Linked DNA regions of Mus musculus: region 2 is linked to region 1. A link is a loop called in an ENCODE intact Hi-C map of the cell type or tissue named here. Cell type or tissue: left cerebral cortex. All regions are shown on one strand.

The links. Hi-C counts contacts between places; a loop is a spot of excess contacts. Peaks named below come from ENCODE experiments on the same cell type or tissue, not always from the same donor. Only the 100,000 strongest peaks of a DNase experiment are listed, where the experiment ranks them.
Region 2: a loop joins it to region 1, with 2.5 times the contacts of the local background. A loop is called at or near these places in 8 of 42 quality-filtered maps.

What each region holds. Positions count from the first base shown.
Region 1 is chr1:90,584,438-90,592,437 of GRCm38, forward strand. No RefSeq gene overlaps it. Among named protein-coding and RNA genes, the nearest start is that of Gm35192, 5.6 kb to the left of the region's middle. In left cerebral cortex, CTCF peaks have their summits at 4,125 (motif pointing left) and 6,572 (motif pointing left); DNase peaks (open chromatin) are centred at 4,109, 6,235 and 6,573.
Region 2 is chr1:90,345,856-90,353,855 of GRCm38, forward strand. The region is part of intron 1 of Gm34992 (a long non-coding RNA gene); the gene reads left to right. Among named protein-coding and RNA genes, the nearest start is that of Gm34992, 12 kb to the left of the region's middle. In left cerebral cortex, no CTCF peak of the experiment used is centred here; DNase peaks (open chromatin) are centred at 1,375 and 3,949.

The DNA of each region.
Region 1 (8,000 bases):
GGACCCACAAACCTTAGAGATGAAATAATCCATTTTTTTTTTAAAATCCAGACAACTGGCAGGAGATTGTATTATATCCCCGATGAGCAGTTAGCAGATGAAGGCCTTTGTTTATAGAACCTTCTGGAATCCAAGGGTAGGCGAAGAATTTATTCACTCTGGTCACATTCCTGCAGATCTACTTAATGCTCAGGATTATGGGTCCGTGGACACTGCTTAGTTAGTGGTGATGGCTAGGTGTCCAAGTGCCTGCCTAGGGCTTTGGAGTAGAACTTAGCAGAGTGAGCACACTAACTTGCTTCCCAGCCTGGCAGCCGGCAGAGGGCAAGTGTTGTGAGAGATCTGGCCAGCAGAACAGGATTGCCCCAAGCTTTGGCTGGAGGGAGGTTGCTTGACTTTGACATAAAAGAATAGAAGTTAATTACTCTCCCCCAAGATGAGCCATGAGAAGAGCAGAGAGGCACTAGAACTCTGCCTAGGGACGGGGCTCCCTCCGGTACCCTGACACAGCAGGAGCTGCACCTCAACACACCTTACCATGGATCAGTGAACCGGCCTGTTCCCTGTTGATGGCAAGCAGGGGTCAGCAGGACAACCAAACCACCCCCAGATGTGTGGAGAGGGTTTTAAAGGTGGGAATCTACAATTATCTATTTTAAAGTAGGGAGTGTGTGATGGTTTCAATGAAAATGGTCCCCATAGGCTCATAGGCAGTAGCACTATTAGGACGTGTGGCCTTGATGGTGGAAGTGTGTCACTGGGGGGGTGGGCTTTGAGGCTTCAGAAGCTCAAGCCAGGCCCAGTGCCACTCTCTCTTCCTGCTGCCTGCCAATCCAGATGTAGAACTCTCAGCTCCTTCTCCAGCACCATGTCTGCCTGCCTGCCTGCTGCCATGCTCCCTGCCATGATGACAATGGACTAAACCTCAGAACTGTAAGCCAGCCCTAATTCAATATTTCCCTTTACAAGAGTTGCCGTGGTCATGGTGTCTCTCCACAGCAATAGAAACTGTACCTAAGACAGCGTGAGTAAAGGTAAAGGGCTTGCCTACACTGAGCGTGAGGCCCCAGGCTTGATAGTCAGCAGCGGCAGCACCACTACCAGAACAAGAATAGCTGACTTGAATACAAGAACCAAAACTGAAGGTCGCTCTCTACACAGGGCACAATGCACTGGTAGCTGGGCCTGCACTCACTCTTTTCTCTGCCTGCAGAGACAAGCTTGCCGTTTGCTGTTCAGAGCAGCCTTTCCTGCCATCCAGGGTCTCTGGGCCTTGTTTCATAAATACATAACACTCATTTCCAGACCCATTCAAAGTTGCCTCTCCATCGCCTGGGTTGGAAGCAGGCTTCATATTAAATACATTTTCCTCTAGATGTGAGCAGAATCCCTGACTACAAGAATTCCTTCTCAGTTCTCCCCATGTTTCCCCTTTCCCTCATGGTTGCCTTTATCCAAGACAGCAGAGCTGTGTTTTCCCTGAGCAGTAGCTTGTGAGCTGTTTAACATCTGCATCTATCCAGGGGACTCCTCACTCTCACGCTGCTCTACCCAGTGAGTGAGGAGCCCAGTCACCTGCAGATTCCCCTTAATTTCCCCAATTTGAAAATTCTCCCCAGAAATTGGGTGAGACCCTACTCTTATTCCAAGCTTGGGCCGGGCCTTCCACCACACTTATCTCCCTCAATTCTCCAGACTCATATTTGCCTCAGCAGGAGGCCCCTTTCATGCTCACCAACTTGGTCTGCCTTGTCCCTCAGCGACATATTTTAAAATGTCATTATTACATATTTGAGCATCTTGGCATCTACTTCCTAGGAAGACCCAGGACAAACCCCTGCTTCCTGTTCCCCTGAGGACTTCCTTTTGCCAATCTGTTTCACAGAGTAGGGTCTCACCCAATTTCTGGCTCTCGTGATTTCTGGGTGCTTTGAGTTATCACTGTGTTTGATGTACCACAATCCCTAGGCTGCCCGGATGTGAATTGTCAAGGTCAAGAAACAGAGATGACTAACCAACCGAAAGATTTCTATCTGGGACTAATTGCAAAGCTGGAACTGTCATGGAGGACAGACAGAGGCCAAGGAGGTCTCTTAGAAGTTCAGAAACAAAGAGACATTGGAGTCTTATTAAACAAAGAAGTCCAGAGTGAAGGCTAGGGGCTGGTGAGCCCTGGTGGGCCAAGAGCTCGGTTATCATACCAAGCTGGTCTAAAGGTCAGGCCCAGCAGCTCCAGTGTGCATTGCTAAAAGAAAGGCAGTCTTCTTACAGACAAAGCAGGCTGTTACACTGGTCCGGCCATGCAGGGTGGTTCCAGAACAATCTCCCACAGCCTGCACTGTTTCTCTCTGCAGCCCAGTGGCTCCACTCCACTTCAGATGCTGTGACAGCCACAGACCACTGCCTTTCCTCACCCGCATGGCTGCTCCTGCAGCTGATGCACAGGGATCCGTTTGCTGACTACACTCTGTGTTTGGGAGAGCGAGCATCGTGGCCAAGGTGCCAAGGAGAAGAGAGGGAACTGAGGGACACAGGACACGTGAAGAGGTCAGAATGCAGATGTCCCCAGCCCACTAAGTTGCACTTATGGCACTTATGGCACAGACCAGGGACCAGGGGTAGTTAAAACAACAGTAACAACAACCACCACCTCCAACAACAACAACACTCTCATGGAAAAAGAGCTAGTGTGGTGCTTCACACTGTGTGCTGTGGGGCAAGCTGATAATGAGTCAGACAGAGCAAATTACTCACGTTCAGGTCACCTGCTCTTTACCTGAACCACTATTGCATAGAGAGTTCAATTTCTACCTAAGACTGGGGAAATCCCTAACTACAATGCTGTTAGGGCAGTGGCAATCTCCTGCAGGCATTTGTCCCGATATCGCCATTCACCACTAATACACAAAACATGTAGAAACACGAACAATTTAGTTCTCTTTCTTTCTAACTCGGGGACAATTAGACAGTGAAATGAAGTCTCAATTTTGAGGCCAGTTCTGTGTCATGCACTAGAATGTGGTCCCAATCCCACAGCAGTGGGGACACAGAGGACAGACAGTTCAGACAGTGATGGAACAAGAGCAGTGGCCATGCTCAGAGCTGGGCCTCTTCACAGTGCTGTAGGTCCTGCTGGCTCTGACCTGTGCAAGGTGATGCATGGTGTCTCAGGCCCTTCGTACTCTGTCCTACCCAAGACTACCTGCCCCTCAGGTCCTACGTTGGTGTCATTGAAGTCCTGTGGTGAAAGGAGGAATCATGGGTAAGGCGGGGTCTCCCTGTACTGTCCTGCTTTGCCCACTGAGGTGAGAGACCAGGATGTTGATAGTGTGAGATGGGCCCAGGTCTTCAGAGTAGATCCTCTCCTCTCCATGCATTGTAGAGCCAAGTAGCTCAGACATAGACTCTCGCTGTGCCAGAGGCGCTCAGGGTGGGGAAATTCTAGAAATACACACAGGGGGCAAAGGTGGCACACACTGGGCCCTGGCAAGTCACTGTGATTCTTATTGTCTGAATCCTTGTTACCTGTCTTGGTGGGACAGTCAGGGACCATGGATGGGATGGTGGCCAGCAGCATACACATACGCAGTGGGTGTCTAGAAAGGGGGTAACTCTTGCCTGAAACCAAACTCCTCCATGTCCCTGTGGTTTGAGGACTATAACACTGTCACAGGACGACCTGAGGTGCCACAACCTGACTCTCACCCTCTTCTAGCGCCCTGAGGAAGAGCTGGGGTCATGTAAGGCAGTGTGTGTGTGTGTGTGTGTGTGTGTACTCATGCATGTGTGTGCATACACATGTGTGTGTGTGCATGTGGGTGTATATGTAAGTGTGCATGTGTGTGTGCACATGTGTTAGTTGATAGCATGCGTGCGAGTACATATATGTGAATGTATATGCATCTCTGTGGCTGAACACACTCCTTGTCTGAAGGTCACTTTCAAAGACGCCAACTCTTCAGTCTCAGCTGAACTAAGAATTATACCAATCAAACTACAAATTTTAGGGTGAGTCTAACCGCCTTTGTCTGCCTTGTTTTTGCAAATCCAGAATTAGTCATCAGTTTTTCCATGGCCGAGCTCTGCCTGGTCAGAGACTTTGTGATGAGTGCCACCTTGTGGTGCCTTTTGTATTTCCCAGGAGCAGGAAGTAATGGTCTGAGGCTGCTAGTAAAACCCATTACCAGACTCCAGCTCTGCAGCCTCTCCTATCCTGGCCTCTCACATCTGCATGCTCATGATATAAACCCACCGTACTCTGCCATTCCCAGCTTAGGGGCCAGACCCATCCCAGAGCCACCCAATTCCCAAGCAAAGCTGTTATGAGTTTACAGACAGCATCTCAAACTGTACCCTGAAGTAAACCTCTTTTTTGTGATAATGTGCCCGCCTCCAGTATTTTGTTCTAGCATCAGAAAGCAAACAAAAGCAGAAGAGGAAAGCCCCGTGCCTCTTGATTAAAGTGCCTCCAGGAAATCCCACAAGACTATGCAAAAGGTAAGCAGGGCTGGTTGCCCTTCCTCATCATCTAAGTCACACAGTGAATCCCTATCCTCCAGGGCAACCCACAGAAAAGGATGCTTCAGACAATTTCATAGAATGCTCCGGGTATTTAATGGGAAAGCCCAAGGGAGCTCACAAGAAGGTTGAAGGTTTGAGGTTTGAGCTAGAGGCACCATCCAACCTCCTGCTTGCAGGTGGACACTAGTTTCATCTACCCCCTACTTATCTCTCCTGTCCTGTCAAGCTCCTATTGAGAACAACCCATTGTGATCTTCCTACTAAAAGCTCTAAGTCACAGGCTAGGGGCAGCATGTGCTGGAGCACAGGACAGAGGACACTTGGAGCACTAGTTGGCTTCCCCTGTCTGTATCTCTCTAAGTATCCTTTATTCCTCTGTCCATAAACTCACAGTAACAGCTTTGCTAAGGAATTAAACTGGGTCGCATGGTCCATGGAACTGCATGTTTTCCATAAGTCCTTCCATCCCTCCAACCTCCAGCGCTCTGGGAGCCCATTCTGGGAGTGTTTGTGGTTGCAGCAATGACAGGAGGGTGTTGTTGATTCTCACATTCCAGGATTTTACCTGGAAAGTGTCAAGGCAACTTTTAAAATGTTTTCAAATGAAAACCGGGGTGGAAGTTAAGGACAGAGAGAATCTGATTCGTCACATGGTTGTGGGGAACTTGGAGTGTATCTTGGAGCCCCTTCCCTGGCTCCTACACACAGGAAAAGCACCTTCCTACTTTCCTTTCTGGTTTGATCAAGGTATGGGCTCACATAGTCCTGCCTGGCCTTGAACTCACTAAGGAGCTGAGGACGAACTAGTGCCCAGGATCCTTCTGCCTTTCCTTTTCCTGTGTCACACACACCCAGCTTAAACAGACACCCTTTTGAAGAAATGTGGAGAAAATGTCATATTTCAGTTTTACCTTTTTACCTTTTTTTTTTCTTCCACAAATGGAGCAGAGTTTCTGCTCTTCTGTGCCTAGTGTGTGCTTTGAGGGTCTGTCTGTCCAGGCCTTTGTCTATGTTCCTAGTGGGTTTTAGGTCTTTTCACCTCCATTTTTCCTATCAAACTGTGTGTGTTCCCATTCTTTAATCTGTTTCCTGTTTTTCTTCTCTTTGGTTAAGAAGGACCCTGGTTCTCTTTGTCAAAGTGGCAGTGGCTGGGGAGGCAGCTTCGTAGTTAAGAGCACTGACTGCTCTTGTAGGGGTCCCAGGTCCGATTTGCAAATGCCACATGGTAGTTCACAATGATACATCTGTGACTCCCGGTTCAGAGGATCTGATGTCCTCTTCTGTCCTCTATGGCCACTGCATACATGTGGTGTACACACAGACATGCAGGCGAGACACTCACACACATAACAAATAAAATACGTTTCAACAGTCAGGGCTGTAGTAGCATGGGCTTACATCCGTGACCTCAGCTCTATCCCCATGATCTACATGTCTGTTTTTATTTTGTGTCAGCCAGCACCAAGGCGCTTTTATCACTATAGCTCTGTAGCATAGCTAAGCTCAGGAATAGCAATACCCTCCACAGCCTTCTTTGTGTTCAGGTTGCTTTGGTTGCCTTGATCTTTTGTGCTTCCTTATACAATTTTAGGTTTTTTCCCCCTATGTCTGTGAAGAAAGGAGCTGGAAACTCGATTGGGATTGCACTGGATCCGTAGGCTGCATTTGGCAGGATGGTCCCTGCCAGCAAGATCCGTTCCTTCCATTCAAGTGCATGCCAGGCCTTCCCATGTGGCTCCCTCAACTTCTCTCTCCAGTTCAGTGTAGACTCCTTTCATTCCCCTGGCTAGCTGTGTGCCCAGACACTTTATCCTATTTTAATTTGTGAATGGGATTATTTCAGTGTGTTTATCACTGGTCCATGGGACACCTAGTGATTTGTGTGTGTGTGTGTGTGTGTGTGTGTGTGTGTGTGTGTGTGTGTGTGTGTGTATTTTTGTAACTTGCCACTTTGCTGGGAAGTACTTATCAGCTCTGTGCATTTCTGGGTGGAGTCTTTTGTGCTTAGACTCTTGCCTGCTCACTTTGCTCTGCAGAGCGCTCTCTGCTGGACAGTTTTGTGAAGTGTTAACACAGGGTGGGGGGAGCTTGGCTTGGGAATCATCCTGACAGTTTTACTGCACTAGGCCTTTCTGGACTTTCCCTAGCTGTTTCCCTGGGACCCCTTTCTGGACAAGGGTTGGTAGCCCATGTGAAGGAAATTTTATGCAGAGCCCAGTTGCCGAGTCCACAGTGTGACCAGGCCTGTGTGGTTATACCAGAGCTCTACCCTAGTTCCCACCTTCTAGAGAAGGACTCCTGGCTGGCTCGGCTGCCTCCTTCTGAAGCCCAGTAGATGATTCAGATCCCTATGTTTTTATTTTTGTCCTCCCTCATTTCTTACAAACACACACGTGCGCGCTCACACTCACACACACACGGCATGCACGCACACACACACAGGACAGTTAGTGTCACCCACTCCACATTTAGGAATTATTGAAACACGAATGAAATCAGCTCTGTCTCTGACACACATCGCAACCATGTTTCACCAACTTATCTTGAAACCGGCCACAGTTCAGATGGTGCACAGTTCTGGCTTTGTGAGTCTAACCTTATCAGCCTTTCCTTTCCTGATGTCTGGATTTGGGCTCACAATGGAATGTGGCTCTTGTAGAAGTGCTGGGTGCAGTTTTCCCCTAGTATCTGCACACCTCCAGTTCTCCCACTGGCTGGGGTGTTGCTGCGTGTGCTGTGAGCCGTTTAACAGCCCAGTGCTGTTTCTTGGAGGTCACTGCTTCATCATTTGAAATGTCACTTCCACTACATTCTGACTCTCCATAGGGACCCGGGTCCATTCTGGACTCTTTAATCTGTTCAGTGATCTCTCTAGTCAGGTAAATATATATGTTTGCAGCTAGGCATCATGGCCCATGCCTGCAGTCCTAGCACTCCGGAAGCAGAAGGGTTGCTATGTGTTCAAGGCCAGCCTGGACTATATAGTAAGTTCTAGGCCAGCCTGGGCTACCATGTAAAATGACTGCCCCCAACCCCCATCCTCAATCTCAAAACAAAAACAAAAAACACAACAAAAATGAAAACAAAAACACAAACAAAACAAAAATAAAAGAAACAAAAAAGAAAGAAAAACGAATTCTCCAAGCATCCATTATGAAATAGTAAGACTCAGAGAGGCTTCACAGAGCAGTTCACTATGCCTCACCTCTATCTCACCCAGCTGGAGACACTGAGTTCTCCTACTTGCTGGAACTCATTCATGTGACAGTTCCACCGACAGCAACACTGCTGACTTGGACTAACGGATGCAGAGACAGCACAAGATGTTGAGAGCCTTAGACTCACAAGATCATGCTGGCAATAAACAGCCTGAAGGCACTTTGGGTGACTTGGGTCCTGGTAGTTCTACCTTTGTGAATACAAGAAGGACCAGAATCTTAGAGGTCAGAGTCAGGATGAATAGAACTCTATGCCCAGGC
Region 2 (8,000 bases), 240 kb before region 1:
GCTCTGTAGTCCTCACTGGATCCCAGCAGTGGCCACTGGTTTTCTGTTGTCCCATCCCTGGAGATGCTGATGCTGACAGTGTGGCTAAGTGCAATCCTCTAACCTTCTCTGCATGGTCTGCTTTCCCCACTATCACCAATAAGTAGCTTGTGAGGAGATGCATGCAGATCCTCTCTCCAAACTAACTTTCTGGTTTTCTGGTCCATCATTTTTTGGGGTTGGGGTGAATTAATTCTACCGTATCCCACAGGTAGGTGTAAGGATTTTCTGATACTCACATGTCTTAGTTGTCAATCAGATCTGATAAAAATAGTTCTTTGTGCATTAATTTTTGTTTTATTCAATTGGGTATAATTCATGATATCAGTGTTGATTTGGGGCTGGGGAAGCTCCTTCCATGTGGCTGCTGTGTCCTTGTCTAATCTTCATCTGTAGGTATGTGCTTCTTCACTCTATCCCATCGAGCTGTCCAGGCTCCCAGCCCTGGAGCTGTCATTACTCCAAAGGGTCCCCCTCCTCTCAGTAGAGAGCAGAGGCTGCCACCTGGGTGCTCTGCTGGTCACCGCCATGTGTGCTGGTGCCCTTGTGATTTTTTTTTGGTTTGTTTTTATTGTTGTTGTTTTGTTTTGTGTGTCCCTCTCCTCCCAGACCCTCCGAGACCACAGGACTCACTGCAACTGCTTCCCATGTTCTCATTAGCATATCCATTTGTTTTATTTCATATATGAAGCTGTCTCTGGACTCTTCACATGCTTTCTGGCTCCAGCTGTGACATCCAAGCCACCTGGTGCTCCCGGTACCCCCTTCTCTGTCCACGTGCTGCCTTGGCTGGGACTCTATCTGACTCAGCCCTGCCCTATGACTGTGGTGCCAAGGTTTACAGAAAGAAGGGAGACATGGAAAAGGAAAGGGAGGAAAGAAGGAAAGGCAAAGGAAGAAAAGATGGGAGAGGAAGAGGAGGAGGGAGAAAGGGAAAGGAGAAGGGAGAAGAAGGAAAGAATAGAGGAGGGGAAGGAGAGGGAGAAGAAAGGAGAGGGTGGGGAGGGGCAGGCAAGAAGGAAGGAGGAAATGAGGGGGTTAAGAAGGAATGGAGGAAGGATAGGAAAGAGGGAGATGGGAAGGAAAGAAGGAAGGACAAAAGAGGGATGCAGAGAGAGAATAGGTGTTTCCTGTGCTAACGAGGGTCATCCTTTGCACCAAAAGGGAAAGCATGTTTTGCTGGTTGGCATTTCCAGTGCTTTTCTTGACTGATTATGCATCGGGCAGGAAGCAGGGAAGGCACTTATCTGAAACATCACATGAATGCAAGTTGAAAGAAAAAAAAAACTGTGAAGTTGAGAGCGAGAAAAGCAGCATCCCAAACTCTCTTTCCATCCGGAGAATCTGCCCACATCTCACACCTAAGGCAGAAGCTGGAGACCAACCAGCAGTACCCACGTCTCACACCTATGGCTGAAGCCTGACCTGGGTTCACATCTCACTCTTAAATAATGTGTGGGTTGCACTGAGGGAGATGATATAGGACTGACACGTTTTTATTACAATATCTTAAGGATCTGTGCATCTATTCTGGGGTGGGGGTGCAATTGATTCAGCAGCAGAATTCCATCACATAAAGATCAAGTTTGAGGCCAAGGTGCAAAGCTACACCACACATCTTAATGGCAGAAAGTCTTTTGGTAGAGCTGAAGATATAATTTTTTCTGAGGCTTACAGTAAGTTGTAGATAGAAAAATACCTTCCTTGTGTGACATGAGCTGCACGAGTGAAGAGCCACATAGTGATTTGTCTGTAAAATCAGGGCCATATCTACATGCAAACTTCATGGAGACAATGAATCTTGTTATGAAATCTTTTAAGACTCAATATAAAGTCCAAAACAAAGTATTAAGCAAGTGAAGTCAGATATAGACCACATGTTTATGAGGAAGAATTCAGAAGGAAATCAAACAAGTCTATATAATCTAATTACTATAAAAACTAATATTCTATACTAACAAAAATTACAGTTTGGTTCAAAGTACTGAGGGGACATCTCAGTCTGTAAAGTGTGTTTAAGCACTCAACACACTTAAGCACTTAAGTGTGTTTAAGTGTGTGAAGACCTGAGTTGACACCCCAGAACCCATATAATAGGCCAGATATGGTAGCATGCATTTGTAATCTCAGCACTAAAGAGGCAGGTGGGCCCCTGGGCTCAATGGCTAGATAGCCTAGCCTTCTTTGAAAGCCCCAGGCCAGTGAGAGACCACACACACACACACACACACACACACACACACACACACACACAGGTTAATGACTCTTTAGGAACAATGATACTCAAGGCTGTCTTCTGTTACATGTACATATAAACACATATGTGTGGATAATCTCTTGTACACTATGTAAAGAGTGTCTTTGTGTTATACAAATGTTGATTTCTGTACTTGCAGAGATTTGAGTATAGACAGGACTGTGGTATTGTTATTTTTATGAAGCATCAACTGTCTGCTTTGTAAATGCCTTCTCTATCACTTCCTGATTGCGTCAATAAAGAGCTGAATGAGCTATAGCAATGCAGAAGTGGATAGGTGGAACTTCCAGGCAGAGACTGGAACTCTGGCAAAGAGAGAGAAGTGGGAGATTTGCCAGCCAGACACAGAGGAAGAAACAGGTGCCAGGATTGAGGGAGAGGTAACTAATGAGTTATGTGGAAGAACTTAAGATTAGAACAATCAGGTTGATTATTTTATATGAGATAGTTGGGAAATACCCTATGATAAGGCCTGTGACATTATTTGGGCAGCTGGCAGTCAGAGACAATTCTGTGGGTACTTATACACACTATAAACTGCTTATGAGCATTGCTAAATTATGGAAAACAAGGAAAAGATCAAGGATGAGCTGGGGTAGCAATTTAGACTCCCAATGTAGAGACAGAATGAGAGATGTCGTGCTGTCACAATCCTTCCCAATGTTCAGTCTACACTTTGGTGGCTGGAGTTCTTTGACTGGTAGGAGCATCCCAATTCTAATGCTCTGTGGTCCTCACTGGATCCTAGCAGTAGCTCTCTGTTGTCCCTTCCAGACTGAGCAATTGTCTTCCAGTTCCCCAGGCCCCACATGCATACATTTGAGAGACCTTCACCCTAGTTTTTTTAATAGTCAGTTTTATTGTATAGGCTTTTCATGTAGTAAAATTTACCTTTCTGTCGTACAGTTTGACAAGCCTTGACAACCCCCACAGTTGAATGGCTGCCTGCACTGTGAATGCTTAGAACACTCAAGTTCCCTCCAACTCATTCCCTCATACCTCGCTCCCAGTCTCTGAAACTGTTACTTGGCTTTCTGGATGTGATGCAGTCTTCTCATTCACTCCCCAGGTGAGGGAGATGTGAATTGTTTTCAGTTCTTAACAATTAGAAACAAAGCTGGTATCAGCAGTGTGTATAGGTTTTCATAAGTAGATAGCTTTTCATTTCTCTTGAGTTAATGTTGAGTGTTGTGGTCCCATGTCAAGGGATGCCTCTGTATTCCACCCTTTATTCTCTCTCTCTCTCTCTCTCTCTCTCTCTCTCTCTCCAGACTTAGCTCTTCATACTGATGCTACTCATTGCTTTTGTCCCTTTCCACTGGTCTCCTGACTTTTACAAAATATGGATACTTCCCGTGATTCTTAATCTTGTTACTCATAGCTTCATTTACACAACAAGAAGTCTTCACTCCAGGCACAGGACATTCTGCTGAGCTGAGAAAAGGGGAACTTTCTACTTAATGATACTTCCATATCCTGCAGATTATAGATCGATATTGAGAACTCTCAAGTATATCCTCTAAAGCTTAGGAGTATGAATGTGAGAAGCACGGAAGCCCTAATTCAAATTCGAAGGAGAGAGGGGTGGAGTTTATGCACATGTCTCTCAGCTTGCAGAAGAGAGAGACGGGCCAGTTCCTGCTGCGTGTGGATACTGTGCCTGAGAACAGATGGCCACATTCAGAGCTTAATGTTGTAATGACAGGCCAGAAATAATGCAAACCAGAGATTCCTACAGAGGATTGAGGGGAAACGTAGAAAGGGGAAAAAAGAGGTGTGAATGAAGAGATTTCAAGTCTTTAGCAGCATGGTAGACCATATGGGATAGTCTTTGTTCTATTTTAAAGTATTTTCATGTATTCTATTGGAATTTGTTCATGCATTGTTATCTTAATAATATTTTAAAGTACGGATTTAATGGAGAGTTGAATGGCTGGTACAATCTGTGCTTGAGGCCACATTGCATGCATAGTGTTAGATGTATTCCTATCCAGATTACTGGACAGGGTTAAGGGCAGACTCCAGGCTTATATGCTAGCTTTAGAGGGGATAGAAATCTCTTCTGAGTGAGGAACACAGTTTTGGAACCACATAGCCAGAGTGGTGGTGAGGACATTCAGGGAATGTTGCTCTTAACAGTTCCTTTTCTGAGAAGACATGAGTTGGTGATTAATGGAGAAGAGTCTGGTTGACCAGATGGCAAGTTGATGTCAAAGGCAACAATAATTTAATCATGAGCTCAAAATACCTTAGCCTGCCACTGTTCTAATCAAACTGAATCCCCAGAGCCTAAAGACAAGTGAGGGACTTGAGTCTCTATTTGCATAAGTTGGAATCATAAGGGTTAAGTTATATGTTTGAAGGGCAGACTCCATGGTCCACTAGAGATCACCTCTCCTTATGGTCCTGGTAGTGAGATGCTGCCCATTGCCCCCAAAGATACTTGATGTCTTTCTTCTGCTCCGTGTTCATAGCAACAGGGCTCTCAGCCTTTCTGATTGGTGTATGTACTATTGTACAAGCCTGGGAGTGAACCTAGCTTCACCTCTGTGCTCCTGTGCCTCTCTTCTCTCCCCAAGTGAGTCCTGAACACACTCCAAAGAAATGCATGTTGTTAGCACAAAGAAATTGTGGCGTCCTCTCTTCCACATTTACCCTAACCAAGGCTTCCATTGGAGACAAGGAGGGGGAAGCTGGTTTATCTTCAGAAGATTACATGTTTTCAACCCAAGAGAACCTTTTCCCCTGCTTTGCATAATGTTCTGGCTATTTGTAGCATTAGAATATTTAAATTTTAAGAAAAAATGAGAGTAGTGAACCTACCTGCATTTTAAAAGATATATATATATATATATATATATATATATATATATATATATATATATATATATACACGTGTGTGTGTGTGTGTGTGTGTGTGTGTGTGTGCATGTATGTCTGTGCAACACATGTGTGAAGTCCTCAGGGAAACCAGAGGAAGGTGTCACATCCCTTGGAACTGGAATTATGCACCTTTGTGAGACCATGTGCTAGGAACAGAACCCAGTTCATCTAAGTGACTTGACTCCTAGAAGTGATCACTCACTTTGCTCACAGTGGGATGAAGGAATTTGAATCTCAGGTAGTTGAATCTCATTAAAAATATTATTTCATTTTAATGTGTGTGCACATGCATGTATGCATATATGTTTGTGTGTGTGTGTGTGTGTGTGTGTGTCTGATATCATGTGTGTCAATACCACAAGACAACTTGTAACTTTTTTTTCCACCTTGTAGGGCCTGTGATGGGATGTCAGAGTTGGCAGCTAGCATCTGTCCCCCCCGAACCTTCTCACTAGCCTTACTCTGACAGGATGTAAGCGAGATAAACTTATTATGTGGATTTTCCACACAGGAAAAGAAATAAGAAATAGCATATGCATCTCATTTGCTAGATATCTGTGGCCAGATCAGCTGATTTTATGCATCAAAATAGTTCAGACTCCACGAACTCTTTCAAATTAGCGTTTGGACATCAGTGAATATTAGTGGTGATATATAACTTGTATAAATACTTTTAAGAATCTCGACTTTCGTTGTTATTTTTCTAGTGCTTTTTGTCTTACTCTGGAAGAATTAAGATCTCACCAAGCACTGAGAGAGCTGACAGTCTGGGCAGGCTGCACAAATTACTGAACTATGTGCTACCCAGAGCTTCTGGTGTTTGTGAAAATATGCGTACACATCATAGTTCTCTTAGAGGATGTGAATGGGGCTACGTGACCACTAGTATATCTTCTTAAATTCCAAATGTAGCCTCACGCTGTCTAGGCTGTCAGCTACTGTAAATAACCAGGGCGGATCCTCTGCTAGCCACATGTGGCTTCCATGTGCAGGGCTCACCTCTTCTCAGATGCATGACGACAAGTGAAGTTGGCATCTCAATATGGTTAGGGCAAGCTTTCCAGTAGCCTCCTAAGCCTCCAGCGCCTGCTCTGGCCTGAAGCACAGGTTTAGGACACATGTGGATGTGGTCTTCCACAGACCTGAGCTTGAAATGAAATTCCTGAGCCAAGGACTCTCAGGTCACATGGTGCATGGCCACTCTTCTGCTCAAGTCCATGGTTACAGGGCTGCAGGTGGAGTGAATTATACAGAGTTGTGGAAGAGAGACTGTCTGAAAGTCATGAGGGTGTAATGATTGGTTCCATCACCCCTCTTTTCTCCTATAGTTCACCAAGACATCCTACAGCAGCTACAGATGCTCTGCAGGTATATGCATGGCCAGATTTAGAAAGTCATAAGAAAACGGCCGTCTTGTGTCTCGGGTCATGTTGTCAAGTGTCTCTGTACTCCCCAAGACATCTAAAGGGAACAGGCTCCTTCATTCAATGCCTTCTTGACATTTCTGTCATCATGGTCCTGAGGTCCAGAGGTACCTTGGAATGTTCCAGAAAGCTCCTAAGTCCCTGCATTAGAACACTCATGGTCACGTTTTGAGGCTGGTATGAATACACATAGCTCTTCCCCTGTCTTTGTGTGTTTAAAAATCCTTGCAAATATTTCAAGAATGTTTAGATCATTTCTCACAAGTTATTTTTTTAAAAACCCAGGAGAACCTCAGCTTCCTGACCTGGTTGGTAAAGAGCTGTGGGGCCTGAGCATAGCTCTCAGCACAGTACCCCAAGGTCTAGGTACCCTGCCCAACTGCATATAGCACTTACGCCCCCCTGAGGATGCTCTGCTGGTGCCTGCATCCCCTTCAGCCACTAGGAAAGGTTGATGCAGCAAAGAGCATCTGTGGGCTCCCTTGTACCGGCTGCCAGTGTCTGGACTGCGTCCTGAGAAACCAAAGCTAGAAGAGAAAAAACGCTACCATTTCCTTTTAAGCCCTTAAACATTTGGGAGCCAGTAGAAATGACAGGGTTGAGTGTCCAGCTGGAAGTCGTGAAGGGGATGGCGGTCTGTGGCTAAGCGATGGCTCCTCCTTACCTTGATGTGACACTGTTGCCTGTTTCCCGGTCACCATGTTGTTTTATTGTCCCACTAGTACAGGACTGCTGATTTTATGAGCATAACCCAAGATACTAGCCCCAAGCTCTGCTAATACTCTCTTAAAAAAAAATAGAATTCCCCAGGAGATTATTCTCAGTCATTTGAGTCTGCTGTGGCCAGCTCTAGGTTTTTAATCCCTCTTGTTTATAATGAGTTTAATCTCTGTCATATTTATCCTTTAGAGAGACAGATCCCTCTCTCCCTATGCCTTGCCACGTGACCACATCAGTTAGGCAAAGTGACAGTGGCTTTAAACCCATCTGTCTCTTGAAAGAACAGTCTCCAAAGGCTTAAGCCTACACCCATAAATAATCTTTGAGGGGCCTTTAAAAGCGAACCTGATAAACAAGATCAGAGGGTGGAGAGAACCGAGACCACCCTGGGCAGGATAAAGCTGGCGTTTTGAAATGGAAAGTCAGTTCGTTTCTTCTAAGCGGTTTTGTTTCGGCCTCCTAGCTCTGAAAGAAAGAGACATTTGATCCACTCTTTGCAAGTCAGTGCTGAGATTTCCCAGGCCCTTGAGTACTTACTTTTGGCTTGGGAACAGTCGGTATGCAGGTGTCTGGCGTCTCTGGCAGGAACTTGGGCCCATCAAAGCTGGTCAGACCATAACACCACTAGGGATGCCTAAGATGGGTTTTGATGTTAAAAGCTCCCTGCCCATCTCGGG